2 separate regions of the Homo sapiens genome follow, and region 2 is linked to region 1. Evidence: chromatin loops called from intact Hi-C (ENCODE). Cell type or tissue: GM12878. All regions are shown on one strand. Links, peaks and the distances in the headings refer to the core of each region. The heading gives the core; the rest is flanking DNA.

The links. A loop is a pair of places that touch in the nucleus more often than their neighbours do. Peaks named below come from ENCODE experiments on the same cell type or tissue, not always from the same donor. Only the 100,000 strongest peaks of a DNase experiment are listed, where the experiment ranks them.
Region 2: a loop joins it to region 1, with 3 times the contacts of the local background. A loop is called at or near these places in 3 of 110 quality-filtered maps.

What each region holds. Positions count from the first base shown.
Region 1 is chr20:10,901,866-10,907,256 of GRCh38, reverse strand. All of the region lies in intron 1 of LOC101929413 (a long non-coding RNA gene), which reads left to right. Among named protein-coding and RNA genes, the nearest start is that of LINC02871, 120 kb to the left of the region's middle. In GM12878, for the core only: no CTCF peak of the experiment used is centred there; no DNase peak of the experiment used is centred there.
Region 2 is chr20:10,845,893-10,851,283 of GRCh38, reverse strand. No RefSeq gene overlaps it. Among named protein-coding and RNA genes, the nearest start is that of LINC01752, 95 kb to the right of the region's middle. In GM12878, for the core only: no CTCF peak of the experiment used is centred there; a DNase peak (open chromatin) is centred at 1,983.

The sequences.
Region 1 (5,391 bases), core at 276-5,275:
CAACCCATTAATGGAGCCACCTTAACTAATCTCTTTGAAGCATGCCTTGCGAGCATCATACAGTCAGCCTCAGGAGAACCATGGCATAACTGGTTGGAAACTGAATGTCCAATAGGGACAGAGCCTTGAGCTCTTCTCCCACCACTATATCCAGAAAAAGTTACCCAACAGTAGCTACTTCTGCCTGACTACACAATGCATGCTTCCCTTGAAAGGGATATGTTGATTTTGATGCATCTGGAAAGAGTTAGGAAGAGAAAAATGGATCATCTCTGTTTCTTTTCAGATTTGACCACTTGTTGAAATGAAAACTCTGTTTATTTCATGTGCGTCTCACTCACTTTTAGGCAAGGTCATGGAAGAAGTGAAAGCACAATGCAGAGGTCTTCCAAGTCTATCCCAGGTTATTTTAACACAAATACTGATAATAATTTTTCACTTAAGGGGAAATATCTTGGACAAATGCTAACCTGGATAGATAACAGGACAAAAGATGTAGAGCTGAATGTCCCAGACAAACTAGTACATACAGTTGATATGGTCACTCTACCTTTGTACCCCTTCCCAATTAATGCCTTAGAGGTTTCTGCATGAAAATCAAAAAGTGTATCTATCATCCAGGCATTCCAAATGGGATCTTTTTTGCACACAGCATCTGCTATGTCCTGATGAAAACTCAGTTGCTTCACGAGGGCTTTGCTAGTCATTCTCTGTCCTCTTCCTGTGATCTTTTAGATTCCAAGTGGATAGCGGAGGACACAGCACAAACTGGACAAACTGGCTAAAATTACCCAGAGCCCTCTAGTGTGGAAAAATACAGCAGAGAGGGCGAAAAAATCATTTTTAACACTCAAAAAGCAAGGGGGTGCTGGGTGTGATGGCAGGGGTGTGGGTGGGGGCCATGGTGGTCCTGAGCATAGGATCTCAGTTATGCTGCTTTAATCCCCACCTATATTCCTAATGCACTTTGGGATTCCACTGGCAAAGCTACCATTGACCTGTACACCAAATCTTAATTTTAAAGACAAGGAGATACACTCCCTGCATGTAATCCCCAAAGCTCAAAACAGCTAGTTTTAGAACAAATTAATAAAATTCAGCTTTCCACCCCAGATGGCAAACCCCAGTATTATTTATTTCAAGAGCTAGTTGAGACTGAAAAGATAAACAGGCTGAAGAAAGAGAAATAAAGCAAACAGGCAGTTTTGTTATAGTTTACATCTGCAATTCTATCCCTGAAATATCTCTTCTAGCAGCTTTCCAAGATAGATTATTGTCTGCACTTAATCAAGACATTTCTTTTTTTTTTTTTAAACTGTCACCAGGAAACTAAGACATTACACCAAATCATTCATTTACCTATTCATTCACTCTCAAATGTTCATTCAACACACATTTGTCAAACACTTTCAGAAACAAATGCTACCTCAGGTTCCACAAAGCCACAGTACTTCCCAGAAGAAGAAAACAAAATTTGTTAAGGTTGTGGGGTGTTTCTTAGATACAGTCGTGGGGATATTCACAATATTTAACAATCATTGCAGCATGGGCTCCAGTCAATCAGAATGACAGCCCTGCCACATAACCAATAAGGAAGGATAAAGCTTATGGATACAATGTGGCCACTGAAACAGCCCTGGAGCAAACCCAATTCCTGAGAATGGTAAAGACAGATCTTAGTGAATAACACTTCTAAATGCTGTGAAAGCAAAAGTAGGTTGAGCCTTAGTGTCAAAGTTATCATGCCTTATTTTCAAAAGAACCAAAAGGAAAAACTGTTTAGAATAGACACATCTCCCTTCATTTCCTTGTGTCAATTCGAGGTGAAAACTTGAGAAGTTAGTGGATGCCACTTATATATAAACATGGTACATGTCCCTTCCTTTTATAATCTCTAATTATCACGACTTTGTCAGTAAATATTACTTAACCCGTCATGCAGATGACAAAGTAGTCCTAAGAGTTTCTGTGTTTTGCTCAGGTCTCACATCTAGATAATGATGGTGGGTTTCAAAATCAGATCTACCTACCTTACTCAGAACATCTCGCGCTTCATTCTAATTTCCTTATGGGAACTAACTTCTCCCACATTCAGCTCACTCTTAGGAGGAGTATGAAATTGGCCAGCCCGCCCCTACTCAAGGAGTAAACCTATGATCCAAGCAAGGTTTAATGAATTGCAAAAATGGCCACCATTCTTCTCCACCACTGCCCCACATCTATTCCACTTTGCAACATGAATCTGGCAGCTCCTCTCATCAAGAGGTGGGGTTCCCACTCTTTAAATCTGGGCTGGCCTTGTAACTTGCTTTCGCCAATAGAATATAGCAGAAGTGACATTGTGAAGGTTCTGAGCATGGGCCTCATGAGACCTTGCACACTTCTACACCCCTCTTGGATCCCTGCTCACTTGCTGTGTGAACAAGTCCTTGCTCACCTGATGGAAGTTGAGAGACCACATGGAGCAAAAACAAACCATCCATTTGGGCCGTCTTAGATGGACCAGCCTTCACTGACCTGGCAGGGGATGGCAGATGCATGAGTGAACCTGGCTTGATCTGGCCCAGATCTGTAGAAAACTTCAGCTAAGTCCAGCCCAAATTTTCGACCTACAAAACCATGAGCTATTAAAAGGTAGTGGTATTAAGCCACAAAGTTTTTTTACATAGCAAAATTTAACCAAAAGGCAAGAATAGAAAATACTTATGATAAATCTCAGAGGCAGCCCGCGACAAGATTTTTAAGTACCTCTTGCTTCCTGGATTCCTGGATCTTCCCTAATTCTTGCCCTCTCTGAGCCTGGTTCTCTAACAGCATTTTTCATACCATGAGCCACCTGTGTCCTCATGACAAATTCCTTTGGCTTAAGTTTGTCAGAGTTTCTGTCAACCAAAAAAACCTCTAAACTCTAACTAATCTTAAAGGCTTTGGTGCAAACTCTACATTTTGCTGCTGAAAAACTAACAGGCAGAGGCCAGGACCAGAATCTAGACAACCTCACATAGAGAACAGGATCATTATCATCAAACAAGGCCATCACCCTAGTCATGACATAAACCAATCCAGTATTAATAAAGTAAGGCTAGCTGCTATGAAAAGCAATCCCTAAATCTCAGGGACTTGACATGATAATGCTTTAATTACCATGCCTGTCACTGGCCAGTAATGGACTTTTCTGGTGGGGTAGGCTTCCATGTGATCATCCAGGGTCTTGGGCACCTTCCGATTGTGAGTCTGTCCTCTCTTAGGTCTTAGGGACCCTCATCATTCAGTCAGATGGGAAAGGAGATGGCACATGAGAGGGCTTTATAAGCCAGTCCTGGAAGTACCACCCATCACTTTTGCACACCTTGCATTGCACAGACCTCAGGCACATGACCACATCAAGCTATCAGAGAAATATGGTCTAGTAATATAAACCCAAGGATGAAGTAAGAGCAAAAATAGGGTCAGATCTTTCCCACAGACTCTTAGCTGATTTTATTATACAGAATTGTATTATTGAAATTAAGCTTTTTGCATTAGAATACCCAGAAACTGAAATTCTTACATTCACTGAAACTCGCTAAAGGGAAAGCTCTGTTAGAGACAGGAAACCCGGCTCAGAGGACACCATTGTCCCGCCACAGTATTCTTTACTATTTTCATTCCTTCCACAAAATAAGCCTGAGATTTGGGGGCAGGGATTCTACAAGCAATCATTTGCTTTCCTTTGTCTGATGAATAGCAACTACAGCAGTTTATTAACCACTAGATTACTCTTAAGATTTTGGCATATCCTCAGAATCATGCAGACACAGTTAGGGAAAAAAATATTTCTCTCTTTCTCCCCTCCCCAGTGGATTTCTTTTCCCCTTCCAATTTCATAAGAAAGTCCCCAGGAAAAATATACTTATAACAGTATCAAATTAATGGATGGATTGAGCTTACATTTTTCTTTTCCCATGATGCATTCTAAATACCAAAAAAAAAGACTAGACAGACAGTGGGACCCATCCCTCCACATTCCAAGACATGCTCCAGTTACCCAGTCATTACAGAGCACTGCCAGGAGGCAGAGGCTATGATTTAACTAGAATTCAGCTATTTTCAATATATTCTAGTTACTTAGTTGATACTGAAGGCTATGATCAGTTTGTAGCCAATGAGCTTTTCTAAAGAAACTGCACAGTGGCATCTGACTTGCTGTAAGTTGTACCAATTTGCACCACAGAGCGTGCCTCTGAACAGCTGAGATTACAAAACAAAGCCTTGGAATTCATATGCCTTCATTCACTGTTTTCACATTTCTCTGTTCCAAAATGTTTGGCTAGTGTTTCTGCCTCCCTCCACCCTCAGCTCTTTCTTAAGGACAGAGAAGAAATCTAATTCTCATGAAACAATTGGTTTTTAAAGTATGCTAAGTATTTGGAGATTTATTAGAAACAGTTTTAGTTCCTCATTACTCTAGAGCAAATTATTATTGATTTACAACAGATAGCTCATCTGATATCCTTCAGGCAGTCATAAAAAATAGTCAGAACATTAAAAATGGTTGATGTCTTTCTGGCAAAAGCAGCTAAACTCAGCCAATGACAGCCCCTTCCAACTGAAGGAAAAATAGCCCATTCTCACTGTGTGTTCTGTTCACTTTTGTGTAAGTATTCCAAAGAACCTGAATTCATATGCATTTATTTTCATATTAAACTCTTTTATCAGAAAGATCTCTTCTAGATACCCCATTCACACCAGAATGATTTTCAAAGTCAGAAAGAACATTTGCTAGGATTACCATGTACTTAAAGCTGGGCATGTTTTATTATAGAGCATTTAGAGTAAGGGTTTTTATTATCATTAAGCAATCCCACTAACAACAGGTCAAAGTTTTGCTGTGAACATGCTATCTAAGAGCATCAGCTCCTTAACAGACTGCCAAGTTTATGTCCTGGCTCCATCCCTGGAGCAACTCTCCTACCTTAGCAAGCAAGCCTCAGCCTTCTCCCCTGCAAAACGGAGCTATCAAGAGCATCCATTTCAATGGTAATTGATTTAGGGGAGGATTTTAATTTTATCACAGCACCAGGCATATAGAAGATTCTCTATTGATATAAGCTACTGGCATGGGACCAAGGCTATTAATAGATGACTAGTAGCAGATTTGCCCACTACCTGCCAGCTAAGAGGATTACACTTTGCCAGCTTAGTTTCTTCTTCTCCTCTGGTTTCCCCAGAAGGGTCTGGACTAACCAGACTAGATCTTTGGGGCTTATGTATTGCAGAATAAACATAAACAAAGCAGAGGAAAAAAAACCAAAAAGAAGCGTACAGGCCAAGGCAGATTTAGGAACTTTAAGAGGTCCTGAGGAGAAAGGATCTGGTCTGGTATGTGAGGAAATTTGTTGAAGTTGGTTG
Region 2 (5,391 bases), core at 106-5,105, 56 kb after region 1:
CTCTGAAAGGCAGAGTTTATGGGAAGTAAGAAGCAGGGGCAGTCGTTAAGCAAATATAAACTGACCGCGTTCTGTTGAGCAGGCACTGTGGGGAACATGAACCGTATCATAGGAGGAGACGAAGAATAAAAGACACAGTTCAGAAAGCAGTTGCCCTGAGAGGGGATAATTTTATTGACCTAAATTTTTCTTAAGGAGGCTTTTGTATTTTTTTGGGTGAAAAGGTCGGATAAGACATTTAGGATTAGTGGAAAGGCATCAAGAACAAGCCTAACCTTCCATTATGGGAAGACCAGGCAATGTATTTGTCATTGAAGGGGGAGAAAAAGAGCAGTGCAAACAGAAATAGGAGAGGGAAGTTAGAAGGCAGAGGGAAGACAGAGGCATCTTGAAGAGCTGTAATTGTGTTGCTTACTCCCATTCTTCTATAAGGTGGCTAAATTCAACAATGCCTGGAGTGAGGGGAGGTTTTGTAGAAAGCAGTGAAGTGTCTGGGTTTCTGGACCAGCAGACTTTAAATGATCTAGAGACCACACCTACCCAGTAGGCCAGAGGAGATGGGAGGTAAAGGAGCCTCAGGCAAGCTTGGCTTTTGTGGAGGCCATGAGATGGGGTTTGGCCGAAATTAACCCAGATCTCCAATGAATCAAGAGGGTTCAGCAAACACCCTAGCAGCATCTAGATACTCTCCGACTCAGGGAGATGTTTAAGGGCAGACACCCACATCCCAGTGTCCATCCCTGTGGCCCCATTTTCAAACCGGGTCTAGAATCTTCCTCATCAATCATATACCCAAATCTAAGCTAATGAACAATTTTAAGCAGTGGCTGAGGCTCAGAAATAACATGTAGAAGGGCAGGCCCATGGAGATCATCCAGCATCTCTTCTTCTGCATAATCTTCCAGGGTGATTTCATTCACTCTCTTGGTGTCAGATCTCGTCTGTAGTCTGGAGAATCTTTAGCCCAGATCCCCCCTTAAGAGCTGTTGTGTGTAGCAGCCACTAGCCACATGTGGCTATTGAGCACTAGAAATGCAGCTAGTATGACTGAGCAACTGCATTTTAAAAATTGTATTTCATTTTCATTTATTTTGATTTTTTAAAAATTATACTCAATTTAATTATTGGAACACCTTTAATAATGTTTGGAACAATTTAGGTATGTAAATCTACTTTTAAAAAATTTTTCATTTTGATTTTTGTGGGTACATAGTAGGTGTATAAATTTATGGGGTACATGAGATGTTTTGATAAGGCATGCAATGTGAACTAATCACATCATGTGAACTAATCACATCACGTGAAATAATCACATCATGTAAAATGGGGTATCTACTCCCTTAAGCATTTATCCTTTGTGTTACAAACAATCCAAATCTACTTTTACAACTATCAATTTTTCATACGAATGAAAACTTAACATCCAAATTGAGAGGCTCTGTAAATGTAAAATATAAATTGGATTTAGATGATTTAGTATCAAAATGTCTAGTTTTCATTAATAATTTTATATTGATTAAATGCTGACATATTATTTTGGATATATTGAGTTAAATTAAAACAGTATTAACATTAATTTCACCTGTTTCTTTTTATTTGTCTTGATGTGGCTACTAGAACACTTAGAACTCCATACATGGCTCACATCATATTCCACTGGACAGCACTGCTCTGGAACCATATGGCCACATCCCCCCTTAGGTTATTCACAAGTACCTCAAACTAACATATGCAAATTATCATATGCAAAATTACATTATCTGTTGTCTCCCATCTCACCCCCAACCTCTTCCTCCTCTAGAATTCCTTAAATGCCTTCATTCATCAGATTACATTGGAAAATAATCTGAGAGTTATTCTTGATGCTTCAAAGTCAGTACCACCTTCAGTAGCATGTAGCTTATGCACTCCATAAGGGCAAGGGCAGTATCTGTCCATCTGTCTACACTTAGCCAAATGCAGCGTGTGGTAAGACCTCAATAAAGACTTTCTAAAAGAACGAATGAGCAAACAAGTGAAGGGGTGACTCATCTCTGGCATTGCTGAGAAGACAAAGCACGCATAGCACAGTTAAGCAGAAAAGAGACATTCCAGTGTGCTCCCTAGAACAGCTGGCCTTGAGGAAGAAAGTCAAAGTCCCGCCTACAAAGCCACAGAGCAGTGACATGAAAACTGAGGCTCCAGCAGCCCCTCTATACAGGGGGGTCTGGAGATAACCAAAGCAATCAGGGCCTTCCCTATGAATTAAGGACATTTGGAGGCGGGTGGGGGAGTTAGCTTCCTGGAACCACACCCTACTCAGCTTTACAACGTGGCCTCTTTGCTGTAAAAGCTGGAAGGGGAATTACAGAGACAACAAATCTAGGTCAGCAAGAATCATGGACAGACTAAGTAGGGAGTGGACAGCCTCCCTGAGTGCCAATTAAACTAGAGCAATGACCAGTTAACAAGTACAACTAAAGAATAGGCTGAAAAAAGTCAGGCTTGTTCCAGAAAGTCTAGCGGCCTAAACACCATCCCAGAGCAATAATAGCAGTGGGAATAGCCATTGACATCAATTTATACAGCACATACGATGTACCAGGAGCTACTTTAAATACTCCTTTCTTCTCACACTCTCTCTCTGTATGTATACATGTATATGGTGTGTGTATATGTGTGTGTGTGTGCTAGCTTCAGTCTTCATAGCAACCCTATACAGTTGTTATCATTATCATTCCCATTTCACAGATGACCTAAAAGAGATGTGGCTCTGGGATTCAAACCCAGGCCATCAGTTACAAAGTCTTCATTTGTAACTATCACGCCATTCTGTCAACCACAGATCAGGGAAAGGAGGGATCAAATCCTAATTTCTGGAACACCAGGTAAGATTGTGGTCCATCTGCTCAGTGTTCTGATGAGTTTATCCAAGGAGCATATTTGGGACTAAGAGAAGAAATAGGCATTATTCTCTTCTCTGACACTAGCCACGTTCATTCACTTCTGCATTAAACGTGTATATTTTTTAAGCTCTCTCTTACCTGTGTTTCTATTTATCCTAGTCTCTTCTTGAGACAAGGACTTCTCTTCTACTCTTCGCTACTACTGCAAGATTGGAAGATCTTAAGGAAAACTGGTGTATTTGGAGGGCAGAGATTCTGCATTAATGGAGAGTTAGGTTGGCTCTGCTATTTCTGCCTCCTTGTGCCTTAAACTGAGGAATGGATCCAGCTAAGCACAACTTTGTAAAAGAGCATGGAGCAGGGCCCTCAATCAACGAAGCTGGGGGGCAAGAGGAAAGTAGGGACACGGGGAGCTAACATTGTGTGATGATATTTGCAGTGGTTTTAGACAAACTAAATAACACCAAAAAAAGAGGAAACGATACAACTTCTGACAATGTCACTATCCTCACATTAACTTTTTTGGAAAGAGAGACATAGAAGGGAATGATACAGAAGAGAATGATAGACTTACTCTGTTTTGCTCATCACATAAACACAAGAATAAGGGTGGGAGATTGTTTAAGGAAGGAAGATTGCAAGTCAAAAAGGGGGAAATTTTTCTAGCCATAAAAACGCGTCAAAATTGAATCATCTCTTTTGTATGGTTTTGAACTCCAGTTTGGGGAAGAGACCTCAACCAAAGACTATTGACCACTGGAATTTGAGTTTGAGATTGATGACCATTTAATCCCAACTCTAAGATTTTATGCCCTGAATGTTACCAATATATTTTCTATTAAGATATAACTTATACAACATGAAAGTTACCATTTTAAAGCGTACAATTCAATTATGTATAGTATATTTGTAGAGTCATACAAACATCACCATTTTCCAATCCCAGAATATTTTTATGAAGCCAAAAAGAAGCTTTATATATTAGCAGTCACTCCTAATTCCTCCTCCCTCAATTCCTGGCAACCATTAATCTACTCCTTGTCTCTATGGATTTGCCTATTCTAGACATTTAAGTCATATAATATGAGGTCTTTTTTGTCTGGCTTCTTTCACATAGCATAAGACTTTCACGATTCACTCATGTAGTAGCATGAATCAGTATTTCATTCATTTTTACGGCTGAATAATTTTCCATCATACGGATATACCATATTTGGTATATCCATTCATTTGGTAGTGGATATTTGGGTTGTTTCATTTTTTAGCTGTTATGAATAATCCCACTATAAACATTTATGTACAAGTTTTTGTGTGAACATGTGTTTTCATTTCTCTGTGGTATACACCTAGGAGTGGAATTGCTTACTTGCACAATAACTCAATTTTTTAACTTTCTGAGGAGCTGCCAAACTGTTTTCCAAAGCAGCTGTACCATTTTACATTCCCACCAGCAATGTATGAGGGTTCCCACTTCTCCACATCTTAGCTAACAGTCAGTATTGTCTGTTTTATTACAGCCATCCCAGTAGATGTGAAGTGGTATTTCCTTGTGGTTTTGATTTGCATTTTCCTAATGACTAATGATGTTGAGCATCTTTCCATATGCTTATGGACCATTTGTATACCTTCTTTGGAGAACTGTCTATTTAGATTTTTGTCCATTTTTAATTGGGTTGTCCTTTTATTATTGAGTTGTAAAAGTCCTTTATATATTCTGGATGATCAATATATCTGACTTTCACTATAAGTGAATAAATTTGAAACCTGGGTAAATTATCTTTCTAGGGGAAAAAATAGGAAACTTGAAATTATTTAAGAGAACCTAATATGAATAACCAAAGAAGAGATTATGAACATTTATAAAGAGCTATTTCCCTGTTCTCCCTAAGCCCCTCTTATCCTACCCTACCTAAAATTCCAAAAAGCACCAAAGCCAGTTGGTTTCAAGGGTGAATTTTTCAAATCTTCAAGGAAGAGATTTTTCCTTTGCTATATAACATGTTCCAGAGTCTAAAGAAAGGATATTTCTTAACTTTTTATGAAGGCAACATAAAACTTCACCAAAACCTGAGAAAAAAAATAGCCCAAGAAAAAATTATAGAACAACCTTACTTATATATGTTGACATGAAAAGCTCATAAATTAAATATCAATAAATGAAATTTGTCAGTACAGTAAATGAATACTACAGGGGAATAACCTTTGGAAATCGTAAGATGATTGAATAATGAGGATTCAGTATAATTAACAATGCATGTGAATAAAAAACTCAATATTCAGAAAAGGCATTGAATAGAAACATTTATTTCCAGTTCAAAAACACTCCTTAGGACCTGTACATTGAACAACAGTACAATATCATCTCACATCTTATATAAAATAACATTAAAACATCTGAAACTATTTTTAAAAATAGCAAAAATATATGGAAACGGAACTTTCGTAAACTCCTGGTGGGAGTTCAAAATGGTCAAATCACTTTGAATAAATATTTGGTAGTATCTAG